3 separate regions of the Mus musculus genome follow, and regions 1 and 3 are each linked to region 2. A link is a loop called in an ENCODE intact Hi-C map of the cell type or tissue named here. Cell type or tissue: heart. All regions are shown on one strand.

The links. A loop is a pair of places that touch in the nucleus more often than their neighbours do. Peaks named below come from ENCODE experiments on the same cell type or tissue, not always from the same donor. Only the 100,000 strongest peaks of a DNase experiment are listed, where the experiment ranks them.
Region 1: it touches region 2 in a loop (5-fold over the local background); 24 of 42 quality-filtered maps call a loop at or near these places.
Region 3: a loop joins it to region 2, with 4 times the contacts of the local background. A loop is called at or near these places in 2 of 42 quality-filtered maps.

Annotation. Positions count from the first base shown.
Region 1 is chr7:38,197,014-38,205,013 of GRCm38, reverse strand. 1600014C10Rik (RIKEN cDNA 1600014C10 gene) reads right to left here. Exons shown (of 4, transcript NM_028166.3): 4 at 7,446-8,000. Among named protein-coding and RNA genes, the nearest start is that of 1600014C10Rik, 17 kb to the right of the region's middle. In heart, a CTCF peak has its summit at 499 (motif pointing right); a DNase peak (open chromatin) is centred at 3,943; H3K4me3 peaks cover 569 bases.
Region 2 is chr7:38,263,154-38,271,153 of GRCm38, reverse strand. It overlaps Pop4 (processing of precursor 4, ribonuclease P/MRP family, (S. cerevisiae)), which reads left to right. Exons shown (of 7, transcript NM_025390.4): 1 at 1-7; 2 at 2,200-2,252; 3 at 3,559-3,785; 4 at 4,950-5,027; 5 at 5,193-5,254; 6 at 6,725-6,826; 7 at 7,845-8,000. The coding sequence starts at 1. The coding sequence ends at 7,981. Among named protein-coding and RNA genes, the nearest start is that of Pop4, 4.2 kb to the left of the region's middle. In heart, CTCF peaks have their summits at 3,749 and 3,948 (motif pointing right); a DNase peak (open chromatin) is centred at 3,933; H3K4me3 peaks cover 1,232 bases; H3K27ac peaks cover 613 bases.
Region 3 is chr7:38,057,292-38,065,291 of GRCm38, reverse strand. It overlaps Gm30684 (a long non-coding RNA gene), which reads left to right and starts at 2,979. Exons shown (of 7, transcript XR_003946753.1): 1 at 2,979-3,099; 2 at 3,584-3,741. It overlaps Gm30771 (a long non-coding RNA gene), which reads right to left and starts at 4,012. Exons shown (of 5, transcript XR_391291.4): 1 at 3,313-4,012. In heart, CTCF peaks have their summits at 3,864 (motif pointing right) and 4,063 (motif pointing left); a DNase peak (open chromatin) is centred at 3,941; H3K4me3 peaks cover 1,175 bases; H3K27ac peaks cover 1,849 bases.

The DNA.
Region 1 (8,000 bases), 66 kb after region 2:
ACCAAACACACACATACACACAGTGAAACTTAACAATAGAAGATTTTTCTTAAAACATCATATTTTATTACTACCCATCTTTTGAATAAGGGTTTTTGCTTTTTCTCTCTCTCTCTCTCTCTGTCTTTTTGCCTGCACAAGTGAAGAGGCTAATGAATATTTGTGAGCAAGCTTCTGTGTGGACATGTGTTTTCAATAATCTTGGGTACAGACCTAAAAGTGGAAATGTTGAATCACTAGGCAAGTCTGTGTTTAATGTTTTGGAGGAACTGTCAAATCGCTTCTCAAAATGGCTGAACCATTTTACATCCCTTCCAGCACTGAAGGAAGGTTCTAATTTCTTCCCAGCCTCACTGACACGTCTTTCTATTTTTATTTACCCATTTTTTTTGTAGTGCAGAAACTGAATTTCCTCATAGCTTTGAAGATTTTTTTTTGTAATTATATGTATGTGTGGGTGTATAGGTGCACATGAGTGCAGTGCCTACAGAGGCCAGAAGAGGGCGATAGATCCCATGAAACTGGAGTTACAGGAGGTTGTGAGCCGTCGGAAGGTTCTCTGTGAGAGCAACAACTAGTCTTAACTGCCGAGCACTTCTCTAGCCCCTTCTGATTTGGAGGACTGATGGGGCTCAACTCATCTCGTGTGCTCACTGCACATTTATGGTAAGTAAAAGTATTTTGTTTTATTGTCTTGTATTTATGAGTATTTTACCTGCATGTTTGTTTGTACACCATGTGCGTGCAGTGCCCTCAGAGGCTAGAAGAGGTCACTGGGTCCCCTGGAACTGGACTTACAGGTGGTTGTGAGTAGCCATGTGGGGGCTATGAAGGAACCCAGGTCACCTGGAAGAGCAGTCAGTATTCTTAACCACTGGGCTGTTTCTCCAGCCCCCAATTACTGTACATTTTTCATCTAAGGATTTTATATTTTTACTTCTTGGTTTGTTTGACTTAATTTTTCCATGTCATTAGGTATGGGACTCAGCTTCATTGCTTTGCACACACTTAGTTTCCCGCAGTGAAATTTGCCAAACAGACTATCATTCTCCCACTGAAAGGTCCTACGACCTTTATTAGAGCTGGTTTGTTTTTTTTTTAATATGGAAGAAATGATACACGTGTCCATATGGGGGATAGAGCCAGCAGAAAGGAAGAAAGAATGACAAAGAATGACTTGAAGAATGCAGGAGATGGCTGAGGGGGAGTCCTCAGGTGGGAGAAGGGACTGAGTCTCATTCCCAGGGAAGGGGACTCTGTTGTTAGTGAGCTAGGTCAGGTGATGTGGATGCAGATTAAGTAGTGGGCATTCACTTCTGATCCCTTCCCTCTCCTTTCTGAAGCAAGAAGCAGAGCGAGAAGACAGAAGGCAAAACAGGAGCCAGAGTTGAGAAGAGAGTGGTTTAAGAACGGATGTTAGCCAGGCATGGTGGTGCACGCCTTTAATCCCAGCACTCTAGGCTGAGGCAGGGGATTTCTGAGTTTGAAGCCAGCTTGGTCTACAGAGCAAGTTCCAAGACAGCCAGGGCTACACAGAGAAATCCTGTCTCAAAACAAACAAACACACACACACACACCACAACAAAAACCAAACAAAGCCAAGAATGTATTGCTAGAACCCAGCCTCTGCTCAGACCACAGTGTCTGCAGCAGCCCTCCTTCCCGATGTCCACAGGCTGATGCAGGTCTGTGGGTCCCTGGCTGACAGACTCCCCAGGGCTAGGATCTCTCACCTGAGAAGTGAATTTCTATCAAAGCAACACATCGTGCTCTCCACCCCTTCCTTCCCTACCCACTGTCAGAACTGCAGAGCTTGCTCGGTGTAGTCTCTTATTTCGGAACCCTGTCCTCTGAGAGCTATTTCTCCCTCCTCTGCCCCTGGGGCTCTGATCTCTTCAGAGACTCACACCATATTGTCTGTCTCTGGTGCTAAGGTCTGAACTCTCTTCAGAGTCCCTGTTTCTTATGTTTTAAAAGTTATGTCCAGTGTGTGTGTGTGTGTGTGTGTGAGTCAGAGGATAACTTGTGCGAGTCCATTCTCTCCTTCCACCATGTAGGTCCTAAGGATCAAGCTCAGGCTGTCAGGTGGCAGTGCCTTTTTTTTCCCGGCTTTATTACCTCACCAGCCCTAGTTTTTCATGGTTTTGGAGATAGAAAACCAGGGACTCAGGTTGGCCTGAAATTCATAATCCTTTTGCCTTAGCCTCCTGAGTGTGCTGGGATCACAGATTTGCATGAACACACTGGGCTCTTCTTTAATTAATTAACTAATGGATTAATTTAGCTAATGTGTGCATGTGTGGTTGTGTGATGCTGTGTGTGCATGCACTCTTATACCACAATGTGCGGAGAGGTCAGAGGACAATTGGCAGAAGTCAGTTCTTTCTTTCTACCCTGTGGCTTCCAGAGATCAAACACAGGTCATAGCCGCAAGCGCCTTTGCCCATTGAGACTCAACACTCAGTACTCTTTTTCTTTTCTTTTTCTTTTTTTTTTTCGAGGCAGGGTTTCTCTGTATAGCCCTGGCTGTCCTGGAACTCACTCTGTAGACCAAGCTGGCCTCAAACTCAGAAATCCGCCTGCCTCTGCCTCCCAAGTGCTGGGATTAAAGGCGTGTGCCACCACACCCGGCTACTACTCTTTTTCAAAGAGTGCAATTATGCTGGGAATGGTAGTCCACGCTGTTAGTCCCAGCATATCGGAGGCAGAGGAAGGGGTACTGTTGAGAGTTCAAGGCCAGCTTGGATTACATAATGAGCTCCAAGACAACCAGGATTACATAATGAGACCCTGTCTCAGTCAGTCTGTCACGGGGCTGGAGAAATCCCACTGAGATTAAAGAGCACTGGCTGCTCCTCCAGAAGACCCAGGTTCAATTCTTAGCACCCAAATGGTAGCTCAAACCATCTGTAACTCCAGCTCCATTTGACCCCCTCTCATCTGGCCTTCCTGAGGGCACCTGTACTTACGTGCACAGACATAAATAAATAAAAACTAAAATAAAACTTTAAATATGTACATTGATGTTATATTGTATTATTACATTTGTTACAGGACCTTATCATATATCCCTGGCTGGCCTGGAATTTGCTAATGTAGACCAGGCTGGCTTCAAATTCAGAAATCATTGCCACCACTCCCAAAAAAACTAAATCTAATTTTCTGTTTTTAAGTAAAAATTAAGGCAGCTGGAGAGATGGCTCAGCAGTTGTTTTTTTTTACAAAGGATCTAGGTTCAATTTCTAGCACCCACAGGGCGACTTATAACCGTGCATAACTCCAGTTCCAGAATGCACAAGAATCAGACATGCAATGTGAGCAAAATACTAATGCACATAAAAAATAAAGTCTTAAAACCTTGATAAAAAATTTAAAAGTCTAAAATAATAAAGTGAATGGCTATCACATCAACAACAGAAAAACACCCTTGGTGGAAACCCTTCATCTGCCAAGACTGGGATAGCCAGAACTAACCCCAAGGCTGTGATTCAGCTAGCCAGGGCAGAACTCAGCCTTCTAAGCCACCATTATCTTAATGGCCTCCGAAGCCTTTCCCGGCTAATGAAGCCACTTATCTCCTCCCTCCCAACAAACTGTAGACACCAGACAGACCCAGAATGAGATGAATCCTGGTATTTCTTAATTACCATATGTTGATTGCTCGGAATGAAGAAACATCCAGTTTTGTATGGAAAAAAAAAAAAAAAAGGCTGCAGCAGGAGATCCAGCCTATGTTCTTTCTACTCATGGCGTCTTAAAACCTCAGGAAGTGCTCAAACCCTTTGCACCCTAGCTCATAAACCAAACCCCCGCTGTGGCGGCATCCTGGGCTTTGCATGCTGATCAGTAGAGGGCGCTGCGGCCCGAGCTGCAGAGCAGAACAGCGAGTGCGCAGTTCGCCGCTAGATGGCGCCTCATAATCGTCGCTGAATGGTCGCCTCCAGCCCTAGCCTCCTGCATCCTTCCTTGGCCATGGGGTCTTACTCCTACATCCTTGGCTATGGGACCTCTGCCCTGCATCCTTAGTCATAGTTCCTTCGCCCTGCAGCCCTCCCGCCCCCTTCCTTCCAGGCCCCGGCTGCATCTCCAAACACAGAGTCAAAGTCAAATCTGGCTGAAAATACACCATCTGCCTGTGGGGGAAAAAAAAAATCTCGCTGGCGCTGTCACGTCAGCACCCGACGCAGGTTAATAACCGGCCTCGGAGCAGATGGCTGCTTTTTTATAATTACCGGGTCCCGGTCTTAGCTTACTCCCCTCTGCTTCCTTCCCAGCGGGAGCAGGTGTGTGTCACACCACCGTGTGTGCCCTGCCACCTGCTGCTACCAGCTACTAGTGGAGACACAGCCCTGTAGGGAGTCCCTTCTCAGGGAGGCCTGGACCTAGATTAAACAGCAGAGTTTAATAGAGAGGACACGAGACCAGCACGCCAAAACTTGGAGGGTAAATTCATGAGAGATTTTGATTGAACAACACATACTTTTAAATCCAGCTATTTCGCTCTGGAGGTATCTGTCATAGTCCAAAGATTCTATCACAATCCAAATTTCGAAGATACACAAGCTTGTTCCTGCAGCGCTTGGATGACAGGAACTTGCCTAAAAGGCCACCCTTGCACAATCCCAAATGCTGTAGTATAAAGGATATTGTGTAACCATTGCCAGGGTTTCCAAGAAGTTTAGAATAATTTTTCTTTTTTTTTTAAGATTTATTTTAATTATATGTGTACACTGCAACTGTTTCCAGACACAGTAGAAGAGGGCATCAGATCCTTTTACAGATGGTTGTGAGCCACCATATGGTTGCTGGGAATTAACCACTGGGCTATATCTCTCCAGCCTCAAGGACTGAAGACACATGGTGGTTCACACCTGGCTGTAAATCCAGTTCCAGGGGATCTGACGCCCTCTTCCCGCCCATGTGGACATTAGGCACACCTGTAGTACACTGACATACATGTAAGCCTAACACCCACACACACACAAATACATACATACATTTTAAAAAGAAATATGAAGTTGGTGGTGCATGCTACAGAGGCAGACGGAGTACAGTTCTCTGGACTTTTCTAAGTTTTCAGCAAGAAAAATCAGTTACAAATAAAAGGAGATGAATAGTTTCTAAGAATTGTTCTAAAATACAGAGTTGAAGGTGGGCATGCCTGTAATCTTAGAACATAGGTGGCCGAAGCAGAAGGATAGTAGTTCGAGACAAGCCTTTAACTACACAATGAAACCCTATCTCAAAAATAACTCCAATCTAAACAAAATCAAACCCGTTAAGCCAAGGCCAACCCCCCAGAGCTAACCCCAGGACGAAACCATCTACAGTGGCTGGTTCCGAGCGAATCCAGACTGCTTCCTCTTACTGGTCACATCCTGGCTCCCCCTTTTTTTATATATATATATCTTTTTATTACATATTTTCCTCAATTACATTTCCAATGCTATCCCAAAAGTCCCCCATACCCTCCCCCCCCCCACTCCCCTACCCACCCACACCCCCCCCTTTTTTGCCCTGGCGTTCCCCTGTACTGGGGCATATAAAGTTTGCAAGTCCAATGGGCCTCTCTTTCCAGTGATGGCCGACTAGGCCATCTTTTGATACATATGCAGCTAGAGTCAAGAGCTCCGGGGTACTGGTTAGTTCATAATGTTGTTCCACCTATAGGGTTGCAGATCCCTTTAGCTCCTTGGGTACTTTCTCTAGCTCCTCCATTGGGGGCCCTGTGATCCATCCAATAGCTGACTGTGAGCATCCACTCTGTGTTTGCTAGGCCCCGGCATAGTCTCACAGAGACAGCTACCTCTGGGTCCTTTCTATAAAATCTTGCTAGTGTATGCAATGGTGTCAGCGTTTGGAAGCTGATTATGGGGTGGATCCCTGGATATGGCAGTCTCTACATGGTCCATCCTTTCGTCTCAGCTCTAAACTTTGTCTCTGTAACTCCTTCCATGGGTGTTTTGTTCCCAATTCTAAGGAGGGGCATAGTGTCCACACTTCAGTCTTCATTCTTCTTGAGTTTCATGTGTTTAGCAAATTGTATCCTATATCTTGGGTATCCTAGGTTTTGGGCTAATATCCACTTATCAGTGAGTACATATTGTGTGAGTTCCTTTGTGAATGTGTTACCCCACTCAGGATGATGCCCTCCAGGTCCATCCATTTGGCTAGGAATTTCATAAATTCATTCTTTTTTATAGCTGAGTAGTACTCCATTGTGTAAATGTACCACATTTTCTGTATCCATTCCTCTGTTGAGGGGCATCTGGGTTCTTTCCAGCTTCTGGTTATTATAAATAAGGCTGCTATGAACATAGTGGAGCATGTGTCCTTCTTACCGGTTGGGACATCTTCTGGATATATGCCCAGGAGAGGTATTGCTGATCCTCCAGTAGTACTATGTCCAATTTTCTGAGGAACCGCCAGACTGATTTCCAGAGTGGTTGTACAAGCCTGCAATCCCACCAACAATGGAGGAGTGTTCCTCTTTCTCCACATCCTGGCTCCCTTTAAGGTTCATGCCAGGCCTAACAAAGGGATTCTATTACAACTCTTAACTTTTCTAAAGGCTTGGGTGTAAGCAACTGCAGAATTTGACATACTGTTCAAAACGGGGCACATGCCTCTACTCACAGTACTTGGGAGGCTGAGGCAGGAGGATTGTTGAGCTCCACAGCCTACACTGTACAGGGATATAGTGAGGCCCCGACTCAAAATGACAGAACAAAACAAAAAAGAAACATCCCCTAACTTGAAACACTGAGCTAAAAAGATCTTACTTGGGATCTCATTGCCCCGGATCTGCCAACCAACATCTTCACCTCTGTACTAAAGGCTGGCAACTTCAGAGCTATAGCAACTGGAGGTAGTGTTCTGATTTTAGACTTTTGGCTTAAGGGGCTGTGAGCTAGGGGTTGTGAGGGTCCCTTACTGTTTAGCCGGGAGAATGGGAACAGGAATGTCAGGTTGAACCAGAAGAGCCAGTTTCCAAAGACAGCATCTGCTCACAGCCCTGCCCCAACACCTTCCACTGACATGGTGAGTTCCAGGTCACACAGGCAACCCAGCAAAGGCTCACTGAGGCAGACTGTAAGACAAAGCCTTATCCCCATGGGGTGAAGTCCACAGGAGGCTTCCTTTACACAGAGAGATCTGTACTGCAAAGCTGGCCCTTAGACCAGCACCTCCCTCAGACTGCAGAAAGTCTGGGCTGCCGCCACACAGAGAGCCCCGGTCCCAGCACTGCCTACACAGGACTGGGGCTGGAGGGCTGGTGGAGGTTAAACATGGCTTGCAGTAACATGGCGCATGCTGGCCAGAAATGGCCGCCACGAACCGGGCCAGGGAGCTTTTACCTGTCCTGTCAAGCCTCAGATGGAGCAATCTTCCTTTTGATGTTAAAGGCTTCAGAAGTGGTTTCCACAAAATACACAGAGAGTGACTTTTTCAGGGAAAAGTAATTTATTAGTAATTTGATGATAGTCGGGTAGTAGTTCTGAAAGGATATAGCATGGGGGATACCTTGGGGTGGAACTATCTGAGGTTGGGATACCCCACTTCAGAGACAGCATACATTTGACTAAAACTATTTCATGTGAAAACATGTCCCAAACCTGTTTGTGAAAACTGAGGGACCACATGGTGCTCAAGCGAGGCTCTGGGTTCTAGGGACACCAGGCCAAACTCCAGCTTCCGTGGCTAGCAGCTCAGTGGTTTCAAAAAGCTTAAAACTGGATTCTAGGTCTCTCCTGTCACATGTTTCCTTCCTGGAGGAATTCCACAGGAAGTGATTTCAGAACAATAACTTCCAAAAATACCTACTGAAGTCTCACATAAAGGTATTATCTCTGTAATTCCCAACACTTGGCAGTGATGGAGGCTGGAGAATCAAGAGTTCAAGGTCGTCTTTGGCTACATAGAGTTGGGGGCTAGCCTGGGCTACATGAGATCCTGTCTCAAAACAAAACAAAACACAAACACAAACAAAAAACTAAACA
Region 2 (8,000 bases):
ATGAAGGGTAAGTGGGATGAGGGACGCGGAGCGGGGCCGGGGTGGGAATATAGAACCTCGGAACTAGAAGTTGGCTTGGGAAATGAATCAGGGATACCTGTCTCAACAGAGTCCTAAGGCAACTTCCAGGGAATTACCTTAGTACACAAAAGAAATGGAGGCCCGGAGTCTGAATCCGCCGTCTCAGTCTCTTAGCTAGGAATAAATGTCAGGATCGAGTTTGTGTGCTCTCCTCAGGGGCCTCTCGGGGGAACTAGAAGAGATGGGTCCAAGTTCTTGACCGGACCTAGCTACTACCTTCCCGTATAACTTCTGTCAAGGACCTGCACCCCTCTGCCACCTGGTTTTCACCCTTGCCCCTGTAAAAAGCTGCTGAGGGGCAGTATCGTACACCTAAGGCTTTGGAATTTGAGCCGAAAAGAGCTGTGCCCAGAAGGGCAGCCAAGCACTGGGGCAGTACTAGAGGAGAGAGGTAAAGATATTGCCTCTGATTTGGTGATTCATGCCCTTTTTGTCTGAGAACAAGTTTCTTAGCGTGTCTCAGCTACCACTTTATTATGTGCATAACAAAGAAGAGCTACTGTTAAAAATTGCTTAGAAAGATTAATGACATTAAGATAATATATATGCACACTCACTCAACCAACCGCTTGACAAGCTGTGAGTGTCCCACACCTACTGCATGTTGCAGAAAGACTTTCAACTTTGATGCGAGGCATCTGGGGTAAATAAAACAAAGTTCTTCCTGGGATTCCAGCCCCTGCATGTTTATCACAATAAAGTTCAATCTTGATCCATTGTTCAAGAGAGAGCTAGATTCTGTATATAAAACTTGTGGTACCTTGGTTTGTTTGCTTGGGTCAAGCATATACTCAGGGAGACAGAGATGGATTGTTTGTTTGTTTGTTTGTTTCTTATTGTTGCTGTTGGGATAAAGTCAGCTATGTACTCCTGACTAGCCTGGAGCTCACCGTGTGAACCAGCTCGGCCTCTACCTCTCAAGTAATGGGATGGATCAACCATGTGTGCCGCCACACCCAGCTCAGAAGTGCAGTGTATAGGGTGTAGTGTGAACTGCACTTTCTGGTCATGGGCCCTTCCTTTTCCCATTTACTCCTGTAGTCTCTGCCCCAGTGCCACCATGATGATTGCCTCCAAACAAATAAGAAACAGGATTGTGGAGGTTTAAAGAGGTTTCATCATCATGAAGATAGTATGTAGAGTTTGGAAAAAGACTATTGTATTTTATCTGGTCAGGATACATTATAGATTTTAAAGTGTGAAAAATCTGTTTTAAGCCTCTCTTAGTAGTCAGCAAAATGTAGTGTTTCAACCATATACAGCCTACCCGTTAATATCTCCTCTCTTTTAGTGTCTAGACTTACTAGACTTACTGGGCCACTGCCCAAGTATAATTATACCTCCTGGGTGTTTAAAATCAGATCAACTCTAAATGTGACCCAGCGAGGAATTTTTTTGGACATGCTGAGTCTGGAGTAGGAACCAAAACCCTCCGTTTTAATAAGATCCCAGCGATTCTTTAAGCCTTGAGGAGTTCTTATTTTGTTTTGTTTTTTTTGTTTGTTTGTTTTGTTTTGTTTTTTGTTTTTTTCGAGACAGGGTTTTCTCTGTATAGCTCTGGCTGTCCTGGAACTCACTTTGTAGACCAGGCTGGCCTCGAACTCAGAAATCCTCCTGCCTCTGCCTCCCAAGTGCTGGGATTAAAGGTGTGCGCCACCACGCCCGGCTTGAGGAGTACTTTTTTAAAAAAACTACATCTTGGGAATTTCTAGGACAAAGTTGGCAAGAGGGAAGAGTAAGAAGTATCTATGGTGGTTCATGTGTATAATCCCAGCAACTAGCACCTGGGAGCCTAAAACAGGATGTGGGTTGGAAGCTAGCCTAGGATACAAAGCAAGACCTTATCTTAAAATGAAGGAGTAACACATAAGAGGGCTGGGGTCTGTATCCACAGTGAAGCACTTGCCTAGCATACATTACACTCCCCTGGCGTTAGTCCCCCAGCACTGCAGAGTAAAGCAAAAGGGATCAACCAAGAACGTTTTTCTTTTTTCTACTAACCCAGTCTTCCTTCTCTGAATAAGTGTACTTCTTAGCATAGTTAGAAAAGCCCCGGCTAGTATTCTCATTCCTAACAGGAATAATCATCTCTCCATATGTTTGTCTTTCCTCCCCCAGCTGCCATCTACCATGCCTTTTCTCATAAAGAAGCCAAGGACCACGATGTGCAGGTACAGTCTTCAGGGGTGGGCGGCCAGCAGTCGAGGTGATGGCAAAGCTGGCTCAGTATCTTCTAAGACTGGCTTAGCTGTCCTTTCCCATGGATTCCTCCTTGACTTTACACTCTGAATATCAGGCCCCATAGACATCTTTTGTGCTGATGTCTTCATGAGCCAGACTCTGTTCTTAGGGCACCAGAGTCAGCTCTGAGGGACTTGGACTCCTTGATTTCCCGTCATCTCCCACTCTGCAGGAAATGGCAGCCTGTGCCCACCTGAAGCCAGTCTTGCTCTTGCTTCTGTATCCTGGTCAGTGCTCAGCCCATTTCCTAAGTGGATGTTACAAGTTCTGTCTGGATGTTTCATGGTGCTTTGTCATTTGGGCAACAGCTTCACCTGTGGCTCCTAAAGAGAACATAGCCTTGAAGTCAAGATTTTAAAAGGCCAGTTAACCTTTAATTTTTAATTCCCAGTGAAAGAGAGACCACATGTATATTTAAAAGAACCAAACTGTCGTCATATCAATGATGGATTGTTTAGCCATCCCTACCTTCAAGTACCTTGAAGGTTGTGTATTCTGTATTTTCACTCCCTTGCTTTACCATAGAGAGGGTAGAAGTCAGCATTCATACGTTAACCTAAAGCTGGCAGTTAGCCCAGACTTGGCCTTACTGTGCAGTTAGTGCAAAAAAGAGCCCAGCCAATGGCCCGGGGAAGAGGTTGGTCCTCAGGTAACAGGGTTTCAGGTGATGAAGGCCAAGTGAGGTACCTGTTGCCCAGTGAGGAATAGACTGTTGCTGCCCTAACTCCAGAGGAAAAGCGATTAAAGAGGACTGTGAAGCTCACTGTCAGAATGCCCCCTCAAAGGACGTGACTTTCCTGGAAACCACAGGCAGTTTCCCCTAGTGCTAGACTGGCTCGTTTTCCTAAGAACCCCAGCTCCCTTCCCCTTTAAGCTGGCCTTGTAGTCATGACTGATTAACCTCTATCATCCATGTCTCAAACTTCCTTCCCCACAAGGATTAGAGAAGTACTAAATTACAAAAAGTTTTGAATCCTCAGTAGAGGATCCTCAAGAAGCAGGACAGGAAGTCATTGTTTGACCTGGCTGCAGTGTGGGACACTGTCACAATTAGTGTATGAGTGTTTCTTTTACATCTTGGCAGTTGTGCGTAGCAAACACTTGGCAAGAGATTTGTGAGCCTCAGTGGATAGAGAGATGGATCAGCAAAGATAGTGGCTTTCTGGAACAGGGTATGAGGGCCCTGGGGTCTGTGGGCACAAGAACCGTGAACAACACCACTATGTCTCCGAGCAGGAGCTGGGAAGCCAGCGGGCTGAGGCCTTTGTGCGGGCCTTCCTGAAGCAGAGCATACCTCACATGAGCCAAGAAGACTGTGAGAGCCATCTGCAGCGCAAGGCCGTGATCTTGGAATATTTCACTCGCCTAAAGCCAAGGCCAAGGCCAAAGAAGAAATCCAAAGGCCTCTCTGCCAAACAGAGGAGAGACATGCGGCTCTTTGACATTAAACCAGAGCAACAGAGGTATGCCCATCTTTCCTAATGGTCTTACCATCCAACCTTGCCTTGTCATCTTTGTCAGGGTTCAAGGACTGGGGGGGGGGGGGGCCTCACTGGACATCCCTACATACTCATGCTCAGGTACTTCTTGCCACAAGAGGGCAGCCTCCCCCTTCCAATTTCCTTGTGCCTGTGCTTGGCCTCTGAGGGGCAGGCATTGGTGAGACTGAGGGTTCTCATCACTTAGCTTCTGTCCTAGCCTCACTAATAATAAGTGAGTCTGTTTTCCATGGCAACAGGCTGTTTGCTTTCAGCTTTCTAGAAAAGAGGAACTGATATGCCTTAATGTGTACTTTCCTGTAGCTTTGAACATAACTAGACAGTATCACCCACTCAGAGGTTACTGCCAAGGAACGGTCCCACCTACTCATTTCAGACATTTCTGAAAGGAATACATCACTGTCTTGTGGGAGGATGTCTTTCTTGATATAGTTCTGAGTTTGTGTTTGCAGTTACTGTTTACTGGCTTTGTATAATGCACTTTAGCCACATATCTTTCTATGTCCCAGATGGCATGACAGTGTCACTTTGCCAAGGATCTGCCTCTCTGGGTTCCTTGAAGGAAGTGCTTGTTTCTGATTTGAGCCATTGTTCTTGACTGCCTAACCCTGTGCACCAAGACATATGATAATCACCCCAGAGGAAAGCTTCCGGGCTCTACTCTCGCCTTCTACACAGTCCTGTCACCTTACAGAAGGGATTGCTCCTCCCAAGGACTATTAAGTTTAACCTCCTGGAAGTGTGGGCTAAGAAGACTAATGTTCCTTTGCTCATTTGTCTTGGGAAAAGGAATGTGGATGAACAGCACCTGGGTCATTATGGCTGATGGTGCATCGCCACCTTCAGCTGGGGGTCTGAGCCAGGGGCTCCACCATCGTATGTCTGGCCAGGAGGGTGGGCATCTAGGTGAAGGACCACCTTTTTGAGAGCAGATATTTAGCCTTGAAGAGGTTCTACCAGGGAAGAAATTGAGTTCGAGTAGCAGGTTGGGGAGTTACTTGGCACTTTGGAGAGCCTTGGCCTCCCACACAGTCTCCGGTGCTCCCTTACGCTCATCCTCAGCCTGGAGCCCAGCTCTGTGTGCTGCGCGCTGTAAACGCCGAGCTCATGCTTCTGGCTTCTTTACAGATACAGCCTGTTCCTCCCTCTCCATGAACTCTGGAAACAGTACATCCGGGACCTGTGCAATGGGCTCAAGCCGGACACGTGAGTTTTAGTTCTGAAGCCGTGGAAGCCATGGGAGCAGATGCCAAGCCTGGAGAGCATTAGAGATGCTCTGAGAAACCAGCAGGCTGTGGGGTTGTGTTTGTGTTTGCAGTTACTGTTACTGGCTTGTTACCGACTCTTCTCTGTGGGCTCTTCACCTCCTAGGCAGCCACAGATGATTCAGGCCAAGCTCCTAAAGGCAGATCTTCATGGTGCTATTATTTCAGGTAATTTCTATGAATGCATATAGTCATCTGGAGATTGTTACTCAGTGTAAGTGAAGTGTGTGTCACAGCATTCAGCCTGTCATCTGTCACTTGGCATCCCTGAACTATCTCCAAGTCACAAGCAGTGAGGATCTGAGATAGTTGTGATCTAACCCATCCTGGTTCCTTGTTAAACACACACTAAGTGCTCTCTTGGTGCCATCTGCTCACACTGTTGGAATCGAGGCTCTAGCCGATTCTCTTGGGCCCAGATTCCCTCCCATCATGGTTTCCAAGGGGTCACCGCCAGTGCAGACTTTTCCCACGACTCCTTCACCCCATGACACCCAAAGCTGCCTGGATGGACATCCAAGAGCTACCTCAGATTAGCTATCCAACACCAAGCCGTTGGTCCCCTGAGGTCAGCTGTCTCTGATCTGCTTGCCTCATCTCCTAGAATAGCACAGCTTGTCCAGGCTAGAAACTAGGAAGTACATACAAATTACCTCTTTCCCCAATCCTCTACCTCAAGGACATTAACACACCTAGCTCCCAAATCTGACCCACTCCCTCAAGGTGCTGCGACTACTTTCTCTGGCCTCCCCACACCCTGCCCAGGTCACATACTGTTTTATTCCCACATACACTACAAGGTTAAATACCCAGAATGAAGGCTGCAGTCAGACTTCAGACTGCTGTTTACGTTACCCGTTCTAGGCCTCTAGCAGCTTCGGTGTCCTTTGGCCACTTTGTAGCTTGCACACCAGTTGTCTTTGCTTGAGTCCTTCATTCAACCAAGGGGTTCTGCATATGCATGTACCTCGGTCCCCTTTCCTGATGTCACTTCTGAGAGTCTACTAGCACTAAAGTTTCTTCTTCCACCCCCATTCTGTTCTTATTTTCCTTGTAGCCATTATCAGTATCAAGAATTAGAATTGCCCGTGTTTTACTATACATTGTCCTCTACCACAGCTTCAGCTCCACAGGAGCAGAATACAAACCATCTCATTCAGTGTCCTGCCCCAGCACCCTCCTAGCTCACTGGGCACATAGTTTCTTCTGTGAATGCTGACTACACGGAAGCGGAAAGGGGCCTGCCTATGAGGTGGCTCATGCCATTGCTAGGCAACTCTATAGAAGGACTACATTCCAGACAAAGTTCAGGAGACCCAAAAGTAAATGATAGATGCCCTGCCCATGGTGTTTGCTCCAACAGCAGTACACTGGACTTGTTGGTTCTGTGTATTACCTCTCGGCTCCAGAACCCTGCCCAAAACTAAAGGACACCCAAGAATAGCCAAGAGATCATGAAGCACAGGACAAGGGGCTAGGAAGCCTGGGCTCTTGCTAGCTGGGTCACTGCCCAAGAGCCACTATCTTCTGAGCACTTTCTTCCTCAGCTTAGAAAAGCCCATCTTCCTGTCTCTGAGGCTTGGCAATGACTGCCAGCACCACCCAGTCCTTACAGTCAGTTGCCTTTCTCCTTTGCAGTCACGAAATCCAAGTGCCCCTCCTATGTGGGAGTTACAGGAATCCTTCTGCAGGAGACCAAACATGTCTTTAAGATCATCACCAGAGAAGACCACCTAAAAGGTGAGTGCTGTGTCCCCAGGGTATCAGATGCCACTATATCTCCCTTCCAGGTTTGCTTTCCTGTGGAGTCAAACAGGTTGCAAGTGCTTACTATGATGTGAGTGAGGTCGCTGCCTATGTGGCTCTCCCAGGAGACATCTATGAACACAGCCTGCAGCCTGTCCATGAACAGGACAGAAGAACTGCTTGGTTGTTTCTTGGATCTCTACCTACCAAAGTCACCACCTCTCAAATGAGTAACTAAAAGAAAGGCAGGAGAAACCAAAGCAACCTATACCTGGAGTTCTGAGAACTGCACCCTAGTTCTCTTGAGTTTTAGCAAGTTCCAGCAGGTACTCTGGATCTTTTGGGGTCTCTGTACCTGACCTTACCCACATATCCAGAGATTCAAACAACAGATGGAGGGTTTGTACTCATTCCTTTATCTGTTGATTCTGGAAATTAAACCCAGGACCTCTGTCTACTAATCCTGCGCTCTGCCCCTGGCTTACCCCCAGAGCCCTGCTTCATTGTTTTTCCATGATGTTCTGCTTGCACTGTAAGTCTAAGGAAGTGGTATAGAAGTTTCCTCATGAGCACACATCTAAGAACCTGTGCAAAATTGTATGGAAAACCCTACCTGGTGGTGGGCCTGGGAGCCTTCGGTCGTGGGAGTTGAGTCATTCACCCCAGAACCTGTAATTAGGCATTGAGTTACATTTAGACTGAGTCAAATGGCCCATGTCTCCCTTGGTATTTCTGGCTTGATCTCCTCATTCCTATAGACTTTTTTTAGACATTCTCACTATCTAGCCTTGGCTAGCTTGGAACGTGCTATGTAGACCAGGCTGCCCTTGAACTCAGAAATCTGCCTGCTGCCTGGCTTTGTCTCCTAGGTGCTCGTATTAAAGTGTGTGCCACCACACCTGTCCAACTCACTTGAATACAAGTATGTATGAATAATGCTCCACACAAAAATGAATGCACTCCCCATGTTGCTTCTCATCCTTTTTTCCCCCTCTTTTTTTTTTCCCTTCAGTCATCCCCAAGCTGAATTGTGTGTTCACCATAGAAATTGATGACTTCATTTCCTACATTTATGGAAGCAAATTCCAGCTTCGGGCAAGTGAGCGGTCTGCCAAGAAGTTCAAAGCAAAGGGATCAATTGACCTGTGAACTCTGCCACTGGAGACAG
Region 3 (8,000 bases), 210 kb after region 2:
AGGCACTGTCAGAGGACATCAGATTTCCTCAAACTAGGGTTAAAGATGGCCTTGAGCTACCACGTGGGTGCTAGGAACCAAATCCAGGTCCTTTGGCAAAGCAGCCGGTGCTTTTAGCATCTGAATCATCTCTCCAGCCTTAGGCTTCTATCTCTTGATCTGTCTGCTCAGCCTTCCCAGTCCTGGAGTTACAGACATGGGCCGCCAAAATCAACTCACTTAAATCATTTAGGAAATTAGAGAAAGAAGAAAAATAACAGTGGGAGAGAATTAATAAACGTGAAATTTCCAAAGAATTAGAAAACTGAAAATAATATAAAGATAAATGAATACAAATAATGCTTGTGGATCATGCTTTCATTTTGTTTTGTTTTTTAAAATTGGGTCTGTGAGACAGCTCAGTGGGTTCAGCACTCACCACAGGCCCCACAACTTAGTTGGATCCCAGAACCCTTATTGAGGTGGAAGGAGAGAACTAGCTCCCCAAAACTGTTTTCTGGCATCCACAGACCTGCTGCAGCACACACTGCATGGTAAAAGAACTCTACAAAGAATTGACACAGAGTAAGATCCCTGTGGGGGTTTGAATAGGAATGACCCCATACACTCAGATGTCGAAATGCTTGGGACATAGAGACCGAGTATTAGGAGGCGTGGCCTTGTTGGAGGAAGTGTGTCAATAAGGCGTGGCCTTTGAAGACCCAGAAGCTCAAGTCAGCTAGCTCTCCCAGCTGCCTGACAATCCAGTTGTAGATCTGTCAGCTCCTTCTCCAGCACCACATCTGTCTGCCCACCACCATGCTCCCCTTCAGGAGGATAATGGAGTAAACCTCTGAACTGTAAGCCAGTCCCAATGAAATGTTTTCCTCATGCTCTCTCTTCACAGCAATAAAACCATACCTAAGATAATCACGATTATGAAGAGCAACAAAGACTATGGAGGAGCAATTTGAATAAGAAGAAAACAAAATATCCAAGGATTGTATGGAAGATGATTTCATCTTTCTAATGCTCAGAGAAATGCAAATTTAAATCAATATTATATTTTATATATTACACTGATGACAACTAAGCATTTTGACAATGTTGGGAAAATATGAAAAAAAAAGATGCTTATAAACTGTTTATAAGAACGTGAATCAAGCCGGGGATAGCGGTGGGTGTCCGTAACCCCAAACTTCAGGAGGATGAGGTGGTAACAAGACAAGACCCTAAGTTATGAGAAGAAGAAGGGAAAAGAGGAAGAGGGGGAGGAAGAGGAAGCCAAGGAGGGCAAAGTGGAGGAGTAGAAGAGGGGAGAGGAGGTGAGGGTATTTTTTTTTGTTTTGTTTTGTTTTGTTTTTTGAATGTGTCTCTCATGCACTGAGCTACAGGTAACAATGCCTAAGGATCAGAAAGATGTTCTATAAAGGTAAAGACCATGGAGAGCTCACAGACATAGAACTGTGTTTTACACACACACACACACACACACACACACACACACACACACACACACACACGGCTTTAGTCCTATGAGCATATGAATGAAGTGGAGGCAAAGTCCCCCTTCCCCACCACTTTCACCAGCACCTTCAGATAGAAGCGAAGACCTTGACTTCAGCCTTCTAAAACGCTCAGTAAATGACCCAGCAGATTCACACCTCACCCAGAATTCTGACTGCAGACCTGACATCGCTCTAAGCACTGAATCCATGCTAATTTGCTATTGTGGAGTAGCGGAGAAATAGACTTATGTGGGGGGCGGGGGTACCGGAGAGATGTCTTAGCTGTTAGCAGCACTTGCTGGTCTTGTGGAGGACATAGGTATGACTGACTCCCAGCATGACATGGCAGCTCACAACTGCCTATCACTCCAGCTCCATGGACTCTGTTGGTTTTTGGACTTTGCTGGCACCTGCACACACACACACACACACACACACACACACACACACACACACACACACACACACACATATTCAGATAGAAGATATGATAAAGGCAGTGTTGTCCTGGGACAAGGCCCTAATTAACGTGTCCAATTTTGAAACGTGGTAAATCTTGAAACCATGCACAGCTTGTCAGGCTTTCTCTCCTTACTGCCACAGCGGTCGGTCTTGCGGTGTCTACAAACATCTCTGCCTCACAGAGATGCAGAGAGACCCAGAGGGGTGGGGGATCAGACAGAGAGAACAGCACCAGAGCCAGCATGGTCCCAACAGTGTCTCCCCAAATTCTACCTTCTTGATCTAGAGACTTGTCTAGAATCCCTCAGTGAGGGGCTGGGGGCTTGGCTCAGTGGCTGGCAGTGACAGCATGCACAAACCCTGGGTTATTAAGTCAGCATCAAAAAGGAAAGGAGAAAAATATTTTGCAGTTTTTTTTTTTATTTCTCTGCATTATGCAGTAGGCCCTTGATAGCTGTAGGGAGTTGGTTCCTTCTACAAATCCTCCCAACCCGTGCACATGACGGTTTGCGGTTTGTATACAGCCTTTGTGCACACACCCATGTTCTTTAAGCCCCTCTAAGTGACTGCTGAGTCCTAGTGCAATGTAAATAGCTGCTTAATGCATTGCTTAGGGAACAAGGATAAGAGAGTCTGTATGAGGCAGTTTAAGGGTGAATATTTTCAATCCGTTGAATCCAGGGGTGACTTCACATATATTCAGGGCTGATATACTTTTTTAAAGATTTATTTATTTATTTATTATATGTAAGTACACTGTAGCTGTCTTCAGACACCCCAGAAAAGGGCACTTGATCTCATTTCGGATGGTTGAGAGCCACCATGTGGTTGCTGAGATTTGAACTCAGGACCTTCAGAAGTGCAGTCAGTGCTCTTAACCGCTGAGCCATCTCCCAAACCCTGATATTTTGTTTTATTTCAATTATTCCTTCCTTTTCTAAGGACCTCAGAATACTTGTAATATGCACACACAATACTGCAAAATTTGTAAAATACCCCCTCAATTATGACCAGAGAAGCCCTAACTTGTGACCCAATCCGTGGCCTAGGCTGGGTCAGCCAAGCCTAGTAGCCAGTGGCGACTAGTGCAGCTGACAGTGTAGCTCAGGCTCCCTCTCTGGGGGTTGGGCACACATGTCATCTTGACTAGGTGGGTTTCCCGCCCCCCCCCCCCCAGGTCTTATTAGTGTAAGGTGTGTAATGGTCAGGGTGGGGCTCTTTATTTTTTAGCCTCTTAAAGGCTCTAACTGTGACAACTCTCTAAGGTCACTGACTAAGAGGTTCAAGTCCAACTCTTCCCCTCCCCCCTCCCCCCTCCCCCCCCCCCGCCCCGCAGCCCCCTCCGACCCCTGCCTTCTCTGACCTGCATGGTTTCAGTTCCACCTGGCTTCAGTTTCCCTCTCTGTGGAATGGAGTTCAAGGCACACATGACTCTCCGTTGGGTCTTCAGGGGCAGAGGATTCTGGCCCTGTACTGATATACTTGTATGGTTTGATCTCCAGGGGCTCATAGTGAGCCCGGTCTAGATACTCTTCTCAGACTCCTCATCCCCCCCACCCCTCGCCCAGTACCCACGCTGAGCTCAGAAAGAGCCCTGGGATTTACAGGCATTTGGTCCCCTTCATCATTTACAGCGCTCCGGGCTAGATGTAGCCTGCTTTAACTGTGATGGCATTCAGTGGGGCCTAGCTGGGCGTTAAAAACGGGCAGATCGCAGGGGGCTCTGGTCGGCCCTGTGCCACCCGTCGGAAGTCGAACCGGGTGACGCCTCGGGGTTGAAGTGCGTGAAATGGTAAGGAGGGAGAGAACGTTCTAATCCGCCTGGGTAGGACAATCCAGTCACTCTGGCGGCCCGGGGCTCGCCCACGCTGGGTCCCCGCAGGGGCTGATTGCTCGGCTCCCTAGCTACAGACCAAGCCAATCAGCGCGCTCGCGCCGCGAACAGCAGGCGGCGGCCCGCCAAGGGCGGGCGGGGTGGGACAGCGGGGAGGGCTCTCGGGTAGCACACCGGCGGGCCAAGGCGCCCAGCTCCCGGAGGTGCACCGCGGGTGGGCTCCGCTGGCCGGGGCAGCGCTCCCTTACGGTCACGGGATCACAAGGCATCTGCTGCCATCTGGTGGCTGCGCTTCGGCAGCTGCGGCGCCAGGGTTTGTAGGGTTTACAGGGCTCACAGGGCTTGCAGATCCCTGCTCATCCTTAAACCACGCCACATAGCCAACAGTGTCCACGCTGCCACCTCTCGTCCTGCTCGGGATTCTCCCAGCAGAGTGAGAAAGCCAGCATCTCCGAGGAGGCCGTGTGTATCAGTGGCGGCGCAGAGAGCTGGGAGGCAGGCTTGGTATGACCCAGCTGAGTAGGATCACCTCTGTGAACTCTTTTTCATTCTTCTGTAAGTTAGAGCGGTTAGATGTGCATGCCTTGGGGAGCCTTTGTAATGATTAACTGGTGAATTCAAGTGAAGATGTAGTACGTGGTCAGAGCGCACACTAACTGTTCCTGAGTGTCTTAAGTTAGGGTCACTATTGCTATGATGAAAACCATGACCAAAGGCAAATTGGAGAGGAAAGGGTTTATTTGGCTCACACCTCCACATCGAAGTCTATCACTGAAAGAAGTCAGGGCAGGAACTCAAACAGGACAGGAGCCTAGAGATAGAAACTGATGCAGCCGGCCATGGAGGGGTGCTGCTTACTGGCTTGCTCATCGTGGCTTGTTCAACCTGCTTTCTTACAGAATCCAGCCCCAATGACCCAAGGATGGCACCACCCAAAGTTGGCTGGACATCCCCCATCAATCACTACTTAAGAAAATGCCCTACAGAAGAATGTTTGTTAACGGAAGCATTTTCTCAACTGAGATTCCCTCCTTTTAACTTTAGCTTACGTCAAGTTGACATAAAACCAGCCAGCACACTAGGATAGACTGCAGATGCCAGGCATGTGCAAGGCACAGGATGAAACACACACACACACACACACACACACACACACACACACACACACACACACACTCACAGACAAATGAGTTCGAGAACTGATCATGTTTTGGATTCTTCACTTCTGCATCTGTGAACTGGGGATACCAATGCTGGCTTCCACCCCCAAGCTTGGGTAACTAACACGAGTCTACCACTCCCAAGATAGATCTACTGGCTGTCCTGGGACTCCTAGGCCTTTCTTCCAACTGTAAGTCGATTCCCCACCACTCTGCAAGCTCTCGAAGCTGTGTCCAAACCTGGAGACTCTACCTCCTGTCTTACAGATCAGACTTGTTTTTCTGTCTCCAAACCCTCTCTCCAGGGTCACAGACTAAAAGGTCCAAATATAGAACAGATCATTTTCTCTGACCCTTTTCAATGAGGCCCTACAGGGACAGCCACCTCACCCCCTCTAATAAGACATGGTAGGAGGAGTCAGGTGGTAACAGTACTTGCCTCCAAGTCTGACGACCTGAGTCTGATCCCCAGGACCCACGTGATGCAAGGAGAGAAAGGACTTCCTTTTCTGACACACAAAGAATAAATATAGTAATACAAAATTTAAAAAAAGATATGGTAAATTGAAGGGTAGTAAATACCTCTCCAAAAAGGAAAGTTGTCAGATGTGATGGCACAGCCTGCGGTCCCAGCATCCAAGGCCCTGAGGATCTGAGGATGGAGGAGGCGAGGGAGGGAGGGAGGGAGGGGGTGAGAGAGAGAGAGAGAGAGAGAGAGAGTCCTGAAAGCCTGCAAGCAGCCACTGTCCCAGAGACATGCTGAGCAGGTGGCTTCACACAGTGTCCATGGCTTCTCAGCATGCAGCAGCAGGAGGGCTGCAGAGCAGGGTGTGACAGCCAGGTACAACCTGGACAAAGTGGGATGTCTCAGTAGTGCTAGTGCTCTCAGCCTGTGGAAACGCCGGCTCCAATTCAAAGGTATCAAATATTTGCTTAGCTGTTCAACATTTCTTCAAATAATATACTCACAACTAATTCATATCTAGACTCGACGTCTTCATCTCTCTCCAGCCTCCCTCCTGGATTAGCTGTCTTGTCTATTCTGGGAGAAAATTGCCCTACATTCTAAAAATAGGCCTTGCAGCCCGGACACCGGCATGTACCATCAGAGAAGGCTTTATTTATTTATCTTGAGAGCTGTCCCCTGGGGACAGCTGCAGTCGAGCCTGGGGACACATTCATCAAACAGCTCAGGTACATGTAGGGGGCTGGGACCACTGAGATCAGTGCTGCCTTCAAAACAGGCCATGGTCTGTTCCTGAGGATGCTCTTTGACACTCAGGCAGGGAATGGGTTCTCAGAGACAGGACCTTCTCTTCTCCAAATATGGTTCCTTTTGCTCTTGGGGGTTAGAAGCCCAAGATCCAGGACCCAGAAGAAGTGAAAGAATGCTTATGATGGATGGGGTCTTGGATAGTAGGGGCAGACTCTGGTTGTAATGGGACCCTAAGTCTGAAGGTCAGAGGCTCTGATCTGACCTCTAAAGTTGGAGCCTAAGGAATGCTCACTTCCAGTTTTTGCTCTCCCCAGTCTCTTGGTATTCTCCTGGCTGGTTCCTGATAGTCTGCAAAGACTGGCTGCTGTGCTCCCAACTCAGAGGCTTTGCCCATGGCCTCCTGCATTATACAGAGGGGCAGACAGGCAGCTACCTTTAGACCTCACTCCATTCCGGCTTCTTCTGTGTCTCCTTATCACAGAGGGGGATACAAAGCCTTCACTTTATCCTCTGTGCCTCCTCCTTTCTCTTGCTCTAAATGAAACCACCCAGGACTTCATTCCCAGTTTCCAAGGCTCACTGAGCACGACTAAGACCTTATGGTGAGCTCCTACAGTGTGGCTAGCTCCAGAGGTGACTCTTGTCACTACATACTTCAGAAGGGGGCCTGGGTTACTCAGTCCATCATTCAACCAGCCAGTCTTGGTAATTACTTCACCAGGTCTCTGGCATTGACCCCATAGCCACAGAGAGCTTAGCCTTTGCTTTCAACAGAGCTGGGCTTTGAATTGCCATCCTCCTGCCTCAGGCTTTCATCCAGCTGGTGTTGAATAGAACAAAATCCCCCCAAAATGGGAGTGTCTCTAGGAGGCATGTCCACTTGTGGGATAATTCCCAGTACCAGTGTTCACCCAGTTACAAAGACATTTCTTCCCTCTTAGTCTCATATACACAGTCAGCTAATGCAAAATGAAATTCCATGTGATTTTTTTTTTTTTTGCTTATTTTTAAGACCATTGGGCACATTGTGGCTGATCGCTGCTCTGACATTTTTCTTCCCTCATTAAGAAAGACGCCCCTGGTGAGTTACCTGCGCTTGGTTCAGAGCAGAAAATAAATATCGCTGGCATCCACTTTCCTGTGCTCTCTGGGTGTAATTAAGAGGGAGGCACCTGCCGAAGAGGGAAACAGAGTGGAAAGCAGGCTAGTGGGTACTGTCCATAAGATCTCCTGCACTGGGTCAGGTGGGCAAGCCTTCAGAGAGCTATGGTGTGAGCCAGGGGTTCAAAATGTCTGACTTGCATCAGTCGCTCAGTCCAGATCTGGGAGAGGGAGAAATGAAGACTGTCACATAGGGCTGTTCATTGAACAGAGCCTGTGGCTGAAACAGATTTAAGAGGGATAAGGAGATGCAAGGATAGGAGAGTCTACAGAATACTCAGCTCATCATGCCCCCGGTTTATCTTCTGGATCTTAATGTCTAGGTGGAATCTTATTTCCCAGAGATGGACTGTCTGCTTGTCTGTCCCATATCATTTGGCATGGGGCAGGGCTCTGAGGCGGTGTAGAAGTGCTCATTGTTGCCCACAGGTAATGTCACAGGGTCCCCTGTGCAATGTTCAATTTCAAGTCGGAGGCGGGAGAGCGGTAGACAGGGTACCCGAAGAACTCTTTGGCACTCAGCTCACGTGGATGCATCCAACAGGGGAAATAGCGACTTCACACCAAGAGCTCACCACAGTTGTCCCTGTGTCATCCAGAAGAGAGTTTTTGGTCTTTAGGTCCCAAAATAGATGAAGGGCAGGAATGATAGGCTCAGATCCCAGCACTGGGACATAGCA